Regions from separate parts of the Homo sapiens genome. Here region 1 is linked to region 2. Evidence: chromatin contacts called from ENCODE Hi-C or POLR2A ChIA-PET data. All regions are on one chromosome and are shown on one strand. Each heading gives the region's core, a stretch centred on a gene start or an enhancer-like site at or near the end of the contact. The rest is flanking DNA. Distances are from core to core; before and after follow the strand shown.

Region 1 (5,135 bases), core at 667-3,166, 220 kb before region 2:
CTACACTGGCAAGGAAATGGAGAAATTGAAACCTCCGTAGACTGCTGGAAGGAATGTAAAACAGTGCAGCCGCTTGCCGTATCAGCCAGCACTTCTCCCCCAGGTGTATACCCAGGAGAAAGGAAAACACAAATTCACACAAAAACTTGTACTCCAGCGTTTATGTTATTCATAATAGCCCAAAGTGGAAACAATCCAAATGTCTATCCACTGGTTAACAAACTGTGTTAAAAATGTATACAATAGAATACTACTCAGCCAAAAAGATGAAATACTGATACATGCCACAACACACTAAGCCTTGAAAGCACCATGCTAAGCGAAAGAAGCTGGACCCAAAAGTCAATGCATTGTATGATTTCATCTATGTGAAATGCCTAGAAGAGGCAAATTCATAGAGACAGAAAACAGATTGCTGGAGGAAGAAAAAATGGGAAGTGACAGCTAATGAGAACAGGATTTTTTTTTTTTTTGGAGTGATAAGAATGTTCTGGAACTGGATAATGGTGATGGTTGTACAACCTTGTGCATATACTACAAGCACTGAATTGTGTACTTAAAAAATGTATTCTATAATATGTGAATTACTTCTCAATAAAATTAGTAGCATATTATACATATGCCTTGCCTTTTTCCCTTATCATCATCTAGAGGCCAATTAAAAGGGGACGAGACATGCAATATGAAATACAGTGGTGGCTTCTGTGAGCACTGGCCAAATTAAAAATGATAGTAACCCAAATCTAAAAATGCTTGCCTCAAAAAAGGGAATATTGGCTGGGCAAGGTGGCTCACGTCTATAATCCCAGCACTTTGGGAGGCCAATGTAGGTGGATCACTTGAGGTCAGGAGTTTGAGACCAGCCTGGCCAACATGGTGAAACCCCGTCTCTACTAAAAATACAAAATTTAGCCAGGTGTGGTGGCAGGTGCCTGTAATCCCAGCTACTCGGGAGGCTGAGGCTGGACAATCACTTGAACCTGGGAGGCAGAGGTTGCCTGAGATTGCGCCACTGCACTTTAGCCTGGGCAACAGAGTGAAACTGTGTATCCAAAAAAAAAAAAGGGAAAGAAAAAGAAAAAAAAAAGGGGATATTCAAGTCTTTCTACAACTAAGTTTTTAAAAACTCTGTAACTGGTTATAAGTAGGCTGAAAACTGAACCCATCCGAGACTGAACCTGCAGCTTGTATATTAACACAGTTGAATTCACAGTCTACAGTACTTTTTTCTTTTTTTTTTTTTTTTCTGAGACGGAGTCTCGCTCTGTCACCCAGGCTGGAGTGCAGTGGCGCAATCTCAGCTCACTGCAACCTCTGCTGCCTGGGTTCACGTGATTCTCCTGTCTCAGCCTCCCGAGTAGTTGGGATTACAGGTGCCCGCCACCAGGCCTGGCTAATTTTTGTATTTTTAGTAGAGACGGGGTTTCACCATCTTGGTCAGGCTGGTCTCGAACTCCTGGCCTCATGATCCAACCGCCTCGGCCTCCCAAAGTGCTGGGATTACAGGCATGGGCCACCATGCCTGGCCTACAGTACTTTTAACCAAAAGTGAGGGCAATGGTTGAGAAAGAAAGAAAGCCCGACAAGATGGAACTGGAATAAAAATATCCAGAAATATTCCGAGACTCCCCCGGTCCTACCACTCTACAACACTCCACTGTGCCTCTCCTCCCTTAGGAAGAGTCCTCGCCCTTTGAGGGAAAATAACCACGCTCTCATGCCCTGCTACTACACATTTTTACCTGGCTGGTAACCAGAATTGAAACTCAACCAGGCCTGGGAGTGAAATGCATTATTATGGAAGGAGAATGAAGAATTGCTTCTTGAAGGAAGAGCATGGCTGCACCAATATGTATAGTCATACTGTAAATAAAAACAAAAACAAAGCAAACAAAAGATATGTATAGTCATCATGAGAAGGGACTTAAGGTCCCCAGGCATAGAGGGTGGCGTTTATTTCTCACCTGGAATGAAGTTATTGATTTAGGTGCATTCTTTCAGGGGGTGTGGGCAGCTGCTTTAGCAGTTTGCTGCTTTGGCTAATGTTCTGAATGCTGCTCTGTGCAAAATGACATGGCAAAGCCAGAGACACTTTGGCATAAGACAGAGAAAGAATTCAAAGACTTCAGGAGACAGGAATGCCGCACTGGAACTGCAGTGGGTTTCCCCCTTACCAGCTCCTCCCGCCTCCATGTGGCTCCCGTGAGGGCTGGAAGGCTCTCCACTCACCTTGGCCTTGAGAAACGGATTGGTGAGGAATATGGCAGTCTTTCAAATGGGCTTTCACTGGCTGTTCTCCTGGCCTGGGGATATTGGTGGTACAGGCTGGAGTTGCCTTGCTGATCTCAATGGGAATGAGAGGAGCCGGCGTTGGCTTGGTCCACGTGGCCACAGTTACCTGCCAGAAGCCAAGGAGGCCGGGTAATCATAATAGGCAACAAGGCAGGTGTGCTTATTAGGTTCACAACATGGTTGGTGCAAGGCCCAGAGATCTTTAGTTGTGGTTAATTAGAGGGTTCCCAGGAATTATAGTGACAGGTGCTCCATCCTTTTGTATGCAACCATAAAATAAAAATAGAATAAAATAGACGGGGCTCGGTGGCTCACACCTGTAATCCCAGCACTTTGGGTGGCCGAGGCGGGCGGATCACCTGAGGTCAGGAGTTCGAGACCAGCCTGGCCAACATGGTAAAGCCCTGTCTCTACTAAAAATACAAAAAGTAGCCGGGCGTGGTGGCAGGAGCCTGTAGTCCCAGTTACTCAGGAGGCTGAGGCAGAAGAATCGCTTGAACTTGGGAGGCAGAGGTTGCAGTGAGCTGAGATCGTGCCACTGCACTCCAACCTGAGTGACAGAGTGAGACTCTGTCTCAAAAAAAAAAAAAAAAAAAAAAGAATAAAATAAGTCCAGGTCTAATGAAAATCAAGACATAAGGAAGTCAAGAACTGGTATCTAATTCTGTACGCTGGGTCACTTCATTGATCCAGAGTCTCTCGTCTAGAGACCGGAGACCATAAGTAACATGGTCTAGGTAGCCTTGAGACCCACATAATCACCAAGGCAACCTGGAAGGCTTCTTCCTCACATTTCCCCAAAGAGAAATGTGCCCTGGGAGAAAGAACATACCAAAACCTTTGGTCTACTGGATACTGGATCAAATCTAAGTAATGCGAATTATTGGGATCCTAGGAACCTCGACATCACCATGGTCTGCCCTTTGGAGTGAGGTCTATGTGGATCCAGAGATGGAGTGGGGATCGAGTCCACCAATAGCAAGCCCACCCCGAGGGTCTTTTCTGTCCAGATGTAGATAGATAGATGGATCTCCTCAGAATCAGGCATCATCACCTATTGGCTTGTTAAGGCCTGGAGTAAATGCCACCATGGTGGGCAGGGCCAAAAACGAGACACTGGAACTTCCTCTTTCCTCCAAAATAGCAACCAAAAGCATTGTTACCTCTAAAAAATGTTTTAAGTACACATTTCAGTGGTTGTAGTATATTGTAGATAGTCCCAAACATCAAACACTTGGAAAGGGTGTGCTTGGTGACCCCTGTGACATCCCCACTGAATCTGCAATTCAGCTGCTGCACAGGGTGCCAGTTGAATTAGCCTTAGCTTAATCAGGTGGTTTTCCAAGTGTCGATCCCAACCCAACTCCCATTTTCCTCTCACTAGGAAAAATCAATACAATGCCTGGAAACTGTTATGCACTTTTTTTTTTTTTGAGACGGAGTCTCTCTCTGTCACCCAGGCTGGAGTGCAGTTGAGTGACCCCAGCTCACTGCAACCTCCGCCTCCCAGGTTCAAGCGATTCTCCTGTCCCAGCCTCCCGAGTAGCTGGAATTACAGGCGTGCACCACCATGCCCGGCTAGTTTTTGTATTTTTAGTGAGACAGGGTTTCACCATGTTGGCCAGGCTGGTCTCGAACTCCTAACCTCCAGTGATCCGCCTGCCTTGGCCTCCCAAAGTGCTGGGATTACAAGCATGAACCACTGCACTTAGCCTGGTATGCACTTTTTTTTTTTTTTTGAGACAGAGTCTTTCCCTGTTGCCCAGACTGGAATGTAGTTGCGTGATCCTGGCTCACTGCAACCTCTGCCTCCTGGGTTCAAGCGATCCTCAGCCTCCTGAGTAGATGGGACTACAGGCATGTGCCACCACACCCAGCTAATTTTTGTATTTTTAGTAAAGATGGGGTTCTGCCATGTTGGCCAGGCTGGTCTTGAACTCCTGGCCTCAAGTGATCCTCCCACTTTGGCCTCCCAAAATGCTGGGATTACAGTCATGAGCCACCGTGCCTGGCCCTGGTATATACACTTTTGATTGTGCAAACGCATTTTTCTCCATCATGAAAGAGAAAATACCAGATGATGTTTCCTTTTACTCCTTTACAGTTCTTCTCAGATTCCTCTCTCCTTTTGGAACATACATTGTTCCCAGTGAAATGGAACATTGCACGTAACAGCTAATTGGTCTATTACATTAAAAGCAACACGTTGATAGACTAGGAAAAAAAGAGGAACAGTTATCTTGAAGATACATATATATTATATATCCATATAATATACGGTTGGTACAAAAGTAATTGCAGTTTTTGCATTGTTGAAATTTGCCGTTGGATATTGGAATACCTTCTTCTTTTAACAACATAATGGGTTTATATTTAATATAGTACTTATCAGGAGGGTGTTGCTAAGTTAATGTAAAGTTTTTTTCTTAACATTAAATCTCTTTTCCATGTCAACGTCTATAGTTTTTTTTAACATTAATTTTTTTCTGCATTTCAGTATTAGATACACTGAATACATTTTTCGAAATGTTTTTTCTCCAGAGAAAAAAGTTTCCCTTTTTGGCTGACTCTCTTATATCTAAATACAATATTAACTTGGGAGACAACAAAACAAAAATCTAATAAAAAGATGGAGAAAACTCCCCAACGATTCGGGAGGCAGTGATTATAACCGAACATTGGTGATTTCCTAAGATTCTGGGCAAGAACTTCCTTCTTCCTATTTCACATTCTTTGAGAATTCTAAAACTATGAAATATTACTTATGTAAATTTCAGCTATCTTACTTCTTTGACCTCCTTTCTAACTAGCAAATACAAATGATAGGCTGCATTTTTCTGTGC
Region 2 (5,766 bases), core at 207-2,706:
TGTAGGATTTTTATAGTTTGAAGTCTTACATTTAAGTATTTAATTCATTTTGGGTTAATTTTTGTATATATTGAGAGGTAAGAGTCCAGTTTCATTCTGGAATTAGAGTGGCACTAATCACTCTATTCAACATTCTTCTGCATATGGTTAGCTAGTTTCCCCAGCACCATTTATTGAATAGGGGGTCCTTTCTTTCACTGTTTATTTTTGTTGACTTTGTTGAAAATCAGTTGGTTTTAGGTGTGCAGCTTTATTTCTGGGTTCTCTATTCTGTTCCATTGGTCTGTGTGTCTATTTTTATACCAATACCATGCTGTGTTGGTTATTGTGGCCTTGTAGTATAGTTTGAAGTCAGATAATGTGATGCCTCTGGCTTTGTTATTTTTGCTTAGGATTGCTTTGGCTATTCGGGCTCCTTTTTGGTTCCATATGAATTCTGGAATAGTTTTTTTCTAATTCTGTGAAAAATGACATTGGTAATTTGATAGGAATAGTGTTGAATTGCTTTGAGCAGTATGGACATTTTAATGATATTGAGTCTTATAATCCATGAGCATGGAGTGTTTTATCATTTGTTTGTTTTCTTTCAGTAGTATTTTGTAGTTCTCCTTGTAGAGATCTTTCACCTCCTTGGTTAGATGTATTCCTAGGTGTGTGTGTGTGTGTGTGTGTGTGTGTGTGTGTGTGTTGCTATTGTAAATGGGATTGTGTTCTTGATTTGGCTCTCGGCTTGAACATTACTGGTGTATAGAAATGCTACTGATTTTTGTACATTGATTTTTGTATCCTTAAACTACTGAAGTCATTCATTGGGTCTAGGAGTCTTTTGGTGGCAACTTTAGGGTTTTCTAGATATAGAATCATATCATCAGTGAAGAGAGATAACTTGACTTCCTCTTTTCCTATTTGGATGCCTTTTATTTCTTTCTCTTGCCTGATTGCTCTGGCTAGGATTTTCAGTACTATGTTGAATAGAGTGATCAGTGCCATATCTTAAAAATAAAACCTAATTCAAACAAATCCATGTTGAACAAAATATCACCATTTTACATAAAGACAGCATCGCAGAAATCTTTCACTGGGACCTCCCACCATAGTCAATTGCAGTGGAAATGCTCATTCTGGGCCCTCAGGAACCTCTGGGGTTACATGTGGAGGTTCTGCAAACACTTGTTCCATCCACATCTCCAGGAAAACGACCACCTAGGCTCTAATTCTTAAACTTGCCTGCACAGAACAACCTCATCTCTAATGCAATGTTTTTTTGCACACCTACATTTCTGGGCAGCAAGCTCTTTATAGGTTGTTAGGTCAATAGTAACAATTACTAAAGAGCTGAGCGGTGGCTCTTTTTTTTTTTTTTTCGTGTCTGCTTCTATCTCTTCCTGTTTTCTAAGGGTTGCTACCGTGACGTTAGGTAATGTATAGGAAATAATTTACTTCCTATTTCTGGGCCATACCAAGTTTTATCTCTGCTTGAGTCTCTTCCAGGTTGCTTGAAATGGTGCTTTTCTCAGTTAAACGTGGACTTGACATAAAGGCCAAGCCACAGGAGGCTGCCCTCTTTTATTTTATTTTATTTTCTAAGGCTCAGGGAGCATCTCTCCGTTCTCTGAGATGCTGCCTGCAGAGTAGGAACTGGGAGAGAACACTAAAATGCCCTCTCAGCAAAGAGTAGCGAGCTCCCTACAGAGAGTGAGAGCACGGGCTCTTGAGCTCATCTCTTCTCTGTGGGGCCAGCCCAGTGGTCCTTTCTGGACCTGTGGGTGTCTTCTCTGGGCAACCAGATCATTGTGTTTGAATCAGAGCATCATTGGCTGAAAACACTCCACTGTTTATAAAGGTATGTAACATGCTCCATGACATAAGCATATATAAAATGTCAGTTAAAAAAAAACTCTTTTACTCTATGTTCTTAATGATATATTTATCTTCAAGCACGCAGTTAAAGGGAAAATGCTACGTAAAACTGTGTGTGACCCAGTTCAAGTAATTCTCTCATGTGCTTAATACTGCTGTTGCTTTTGTCAAAATATTTACTACAATTCAAAATGGCTGTCAGAAACCAGGTCCACAATCCATGTTCTACTAAACAGAAAAACATTTATAAGAAAATTTATTGCTTTATAAACTGTTTTTTTTCCCAGTGATGAACCTAATTAAACTGAAAGTGTGAATTGGTTAGAACATATTAGCCCAAGTATGTGTGGTATATATATACACATATATATGTATGTTTTATTAGGCCAAGTTTTTTATTTGTATATAATATAATTGAAATATCAAGGTATTTGATAGAGCTACTATTTATAGCAATTCTACTGATCAGCCACCCAAGGGTAGCATTTTTCAATGAGATTTACAAGGGCCAATAGTCCATGTATTTATACACATATCTGACTTCCCAGTATCCAAAATAGCAAAGAGCTGGAGGCTATCTCAGATCAGCCATGGAAGCCATGCTCTGAGAGGTAACGTGTTTCTCCTTTCCCGTAGCAAATCTTTCTGTAAGAATGAAACCAGAGATGTTATCTACCAAAATGCAACGAGGGACAGGATGCAACTTAGAAAAATGGTAACATTAGCTGACTGGGAAAAACAGAATCAACGTCAGGGCCAGTTTAAAATAATATGCCTTTTAACCACCCTCGCTTTATTGCCCCAGCTAAGAGCAAGTATTTAGGACCATAGGCTAATATTAATCAGAGAGAACACTTAGGTTCTGTGGCAATGTTGGGGTCTGTGAGATTTGCTTCCTTAGCTGTGCTTCCGCTGGGAAGCTGGGGAGGGTTGGTCCTGAAGGAGGAGTGCCATGTGAGCAGGGTTACCCAAAAGCACCTGCCTAGGGGAAATGGGCTCACTATCAGGCGCCGTGGAGTTACCAGCTAGAGAGACTTTTCTCCTGGTAGAGACCATGAACATCATGTAAGCAGAGAACCAAGACTGTAAAAGGGAGGTAGGGTAGGCTGTTTGGTTAGGGGAGTGGGGCAGGAACAGACACAGGGAGAGTCTACCACGTCTGGACAAATCACATCTATGGTTTTATCCAATCCTTTGAACAAATGAACATGAGCCCCACTTTTCAGATAAGGAAAACACAGCATGGAGAGTTTAAGTGACTTATTCCAGGTTACAGGGTTTATAGGTAGCAGAGCAAAGGTTCAAAGACAGGTCTTATCTCCAGGGTCTGGGAACTTTACCCACCATGCTGCCTGTCTGGGTGTGGCATGGCAGGGAAGGCTGAGTTATGCTGGAAGGTCACACTCAGGGATTTCTGCAGAGTGACTTTGGGGCATAGGTAGGAAGCTTGTTCTCAGTACTGGCTTGTTACCAAGTGAGAGATCTTTGTATGTTTTCATTGCTTTCCTTGTAGTTCCTTTTTTTTTCTTCTTTTTTTCTTTTTTGGAGCTGTAATCTCGCTCTGTCACCCAGGTTGGAGTGCAGTGGCATGATCAGCTCACTACAACCTCTACCTTCTGGGTTAAAGCGATTCTTCTGCCTCAGCCTCCTGAGTAGCTGGGATTATAGGTGCTCACCACCACAACTGGCTAATTTTTTTGTATTTTTAGTAGAGAAGGGGTTTCGCCATTTTGGCTAGGCTGGTCTCTAACGCTTGACCTCAGGTGATCTATCTGCCTCGGCCTCCCAAAGTGCTGAGATTACAGGCGTGAGCTACCACACCCAGCCCCTTGTAGTTTCTTTATGATCACTTTGTATTCATAGCAATGTTGGAGCTTTTCCAGATATGGTAAATGGTAGTGATGTCAATTTTCCTTTGAATATATAAGGGTACATAAGAAAAAGTGAGTTGATATAAAGAAAATGAAAGGAAAATGGTCTGTGCAGAGTCGGTGTTTCTCCAAGGGTAGGCTGTGGTACTCGTGGCTAGGGTCGGTTCTAGATACACTATGGATGCTGCAGTAAATAACATTGACTCACACACTGGGAAGGTTGTTCCTGTTTTGATTCTATTTACGTATTTATTACTTTCATAAATTAGCCTCTTTGTTTTGAGAACATTGCAGATTCACCTGCAGTTGTAAGAAAAAAATACAGAGAGATCCCATGTGTTTTTTACCCAGTTTCCTCCAATAGCAACATCTTGCAAATCACAATCAAAATATTGACAGTGATATAGTCAAGATACAGAACATTTCTGTCACCGCAAGGATGCGTCGTGGACACCCCAAATCCCTCCTGCTCTCCTCCTCTCTCTCTCCCCCCCAACCCCTTAACCCCAAGCAATCACTAGTCTGTCCTCCAGTTTTATAATTTGTCATTTCAAGAATGTTATATGAATGGAATCATTCAGTGTGGTGTGTAGCCTTTGGGGACTGACTTTTTTCATTCAGCATAATTCTCTAGAGATTCATCCAAATGTTTCATGTGTCAACGGTATGCTTCTTTTTATTGCTCAGTAGTGTTCTGTGATATGGATGTACCACAGTTGGTTTAAATATTCATTGTTGAAGGGCATCTGGGCTGATGCCAATTTTTGACTATTACAAATAAAGCTTTAGAAACATTCATGTACAAGCTTTTGTGTGAACGTAAGTTTTCATTGTGAAATAAATGCCCAGGAGTGCAGTTGCTGGGTTGAATAATAGTCCCATGTTTGATTTGTTAAGAAATGGCCACCCTTTTTTCCAGAATGGCTGTGCCACTTCACATCCACACCGAAATGGATCCTGGCAACGTGGGCAGTGTTTCCAGATCCTCGCCAGCATTTGCTGTTTCACTATTTTTTATTCTAGCCATTCTGACAGGTGTGAAGTGATATTTTATTGTGGCTTTAATTTATATTTCCCAGGTGGCTAAAGATGTTGAACACCTTTTCGTGTGCTTATCTGCTGGCTGTATACCGTTTTTGGTGATAACTTGCTTCATGTGTTTGCACACTTTCTAATTGGATTGTTGTTGGTTTTTTTTTAACTGTTAAATTTTCATAGTTCTGTATAGATTTTAAATATAAGTCCCTTGTCAGATATGTTGTTTGTGAATACTTTCTCCAGATCTGTAGCTAGTTTTTTATTCTCTTATTATAAGCAGGGGTTTGCACAGAGCAAAAAAAAAAAAATTAACTTCGATGAGGTCCATTTTATTATATTTTCCTTTTATGGCTCATACTTTTTGTTTCAAGTCTAGGAACTCTTTCCCACTTTAGAAGTCCTAAAGATTTTCTCCTGTGCTTTTTTTCCCCTAAGCTTTTACAGTTTTATATTTCACATTTAAGACTGTTTTAAATATTTTGAGTTAATTTCTATATAAGTAAGATGTGAGGTTTAGGTCAAGGTTTTTTTTTTCTTTTTTCTTTTGCCTGCGGAAGTCAATTGTTTCAGCATCATTTGTTGAAACATCTACACTCTCTCTACAGAACTGCTTTCAACCTTTGTCAAAAAATCAGTTGGCTGAGGCAGGAGAATTGCTTGAACCCAGGAGGCAGAGGTTGCACTGAGCTGAGATCGTGCCACTGCACTCCAGCCTGGGTGACAGAGCAAGACTCCATCTCAAAAGAAAAAAAAATCAGTTGGGTATATTTGTGCAGATTGATTTATGTTTTTTTTTTTAATTATTTTGTTCTACTCATGTCTGTGTCTATTCTGACAATACAGTCTTGATTACTTTGGCTATATAATAAGTTATCAAGTTAGGTAGACTGATTCTTTACACTTTATTATCTTTCTTCAAACTTGTTTGAGTTATTCCAGTTCTTTTGCCTTTCTATATAAATTTTAGAATAATCTTGTCTATGCCCACAAAAATATC

What was found. Hi-C counts contacts between places; a loop is a spot of excess contacts on that map. ChIA-PET counts read pairs that join two places held with the same protein, here RNA polymerase II (POLR2A). Pooled maps may share reads with other maps.
Region 1: a pooled map shows a loop between it and region 2 (2.9-fold over the local background). The contact joins the enhancer-like site here to the promoter of ZNF831 in region 2. A Hi-C loop is called at or near these places in 1 of 50 pooled maps. POLR2A ChIA-PET finds 5 or more read pairs at or near these places in 2 of 52 experiments (CD4-positive, alpha-beta T cell and activated CD4-positive, alpha-beta T cell).

The regions. Positions count from the first base shown.
Region 1 is chr20:58,942,760-58,947,894 of GRCh38, forward strand. LOC107985382 (a long non-coding RNA gene) reads right to left here. Exons shown (of 4, transcript XR_001754727.2): 4 at 2,187-2,398. Among named protein-coding and RNA genes, the nearest start is that of NELFCD, 36 kb to the right of the region's middle. Within about 2 kb of position 1,917, at least 2 of the 41 ENCODE cell types and tissues checked have a DNase peak (open chromatin) inside an H3K27ac peak, as active enhancers do.
Region 2 is chr20:59,162,365-59,168,130 of GRCh38, forward strand. It overlaps ZNF831 (zinc finger protein 831), which reads left to right and starts at 1,457. Exons shown (of 6, transcript NM_178457.3): 1 at 1,457-1,843.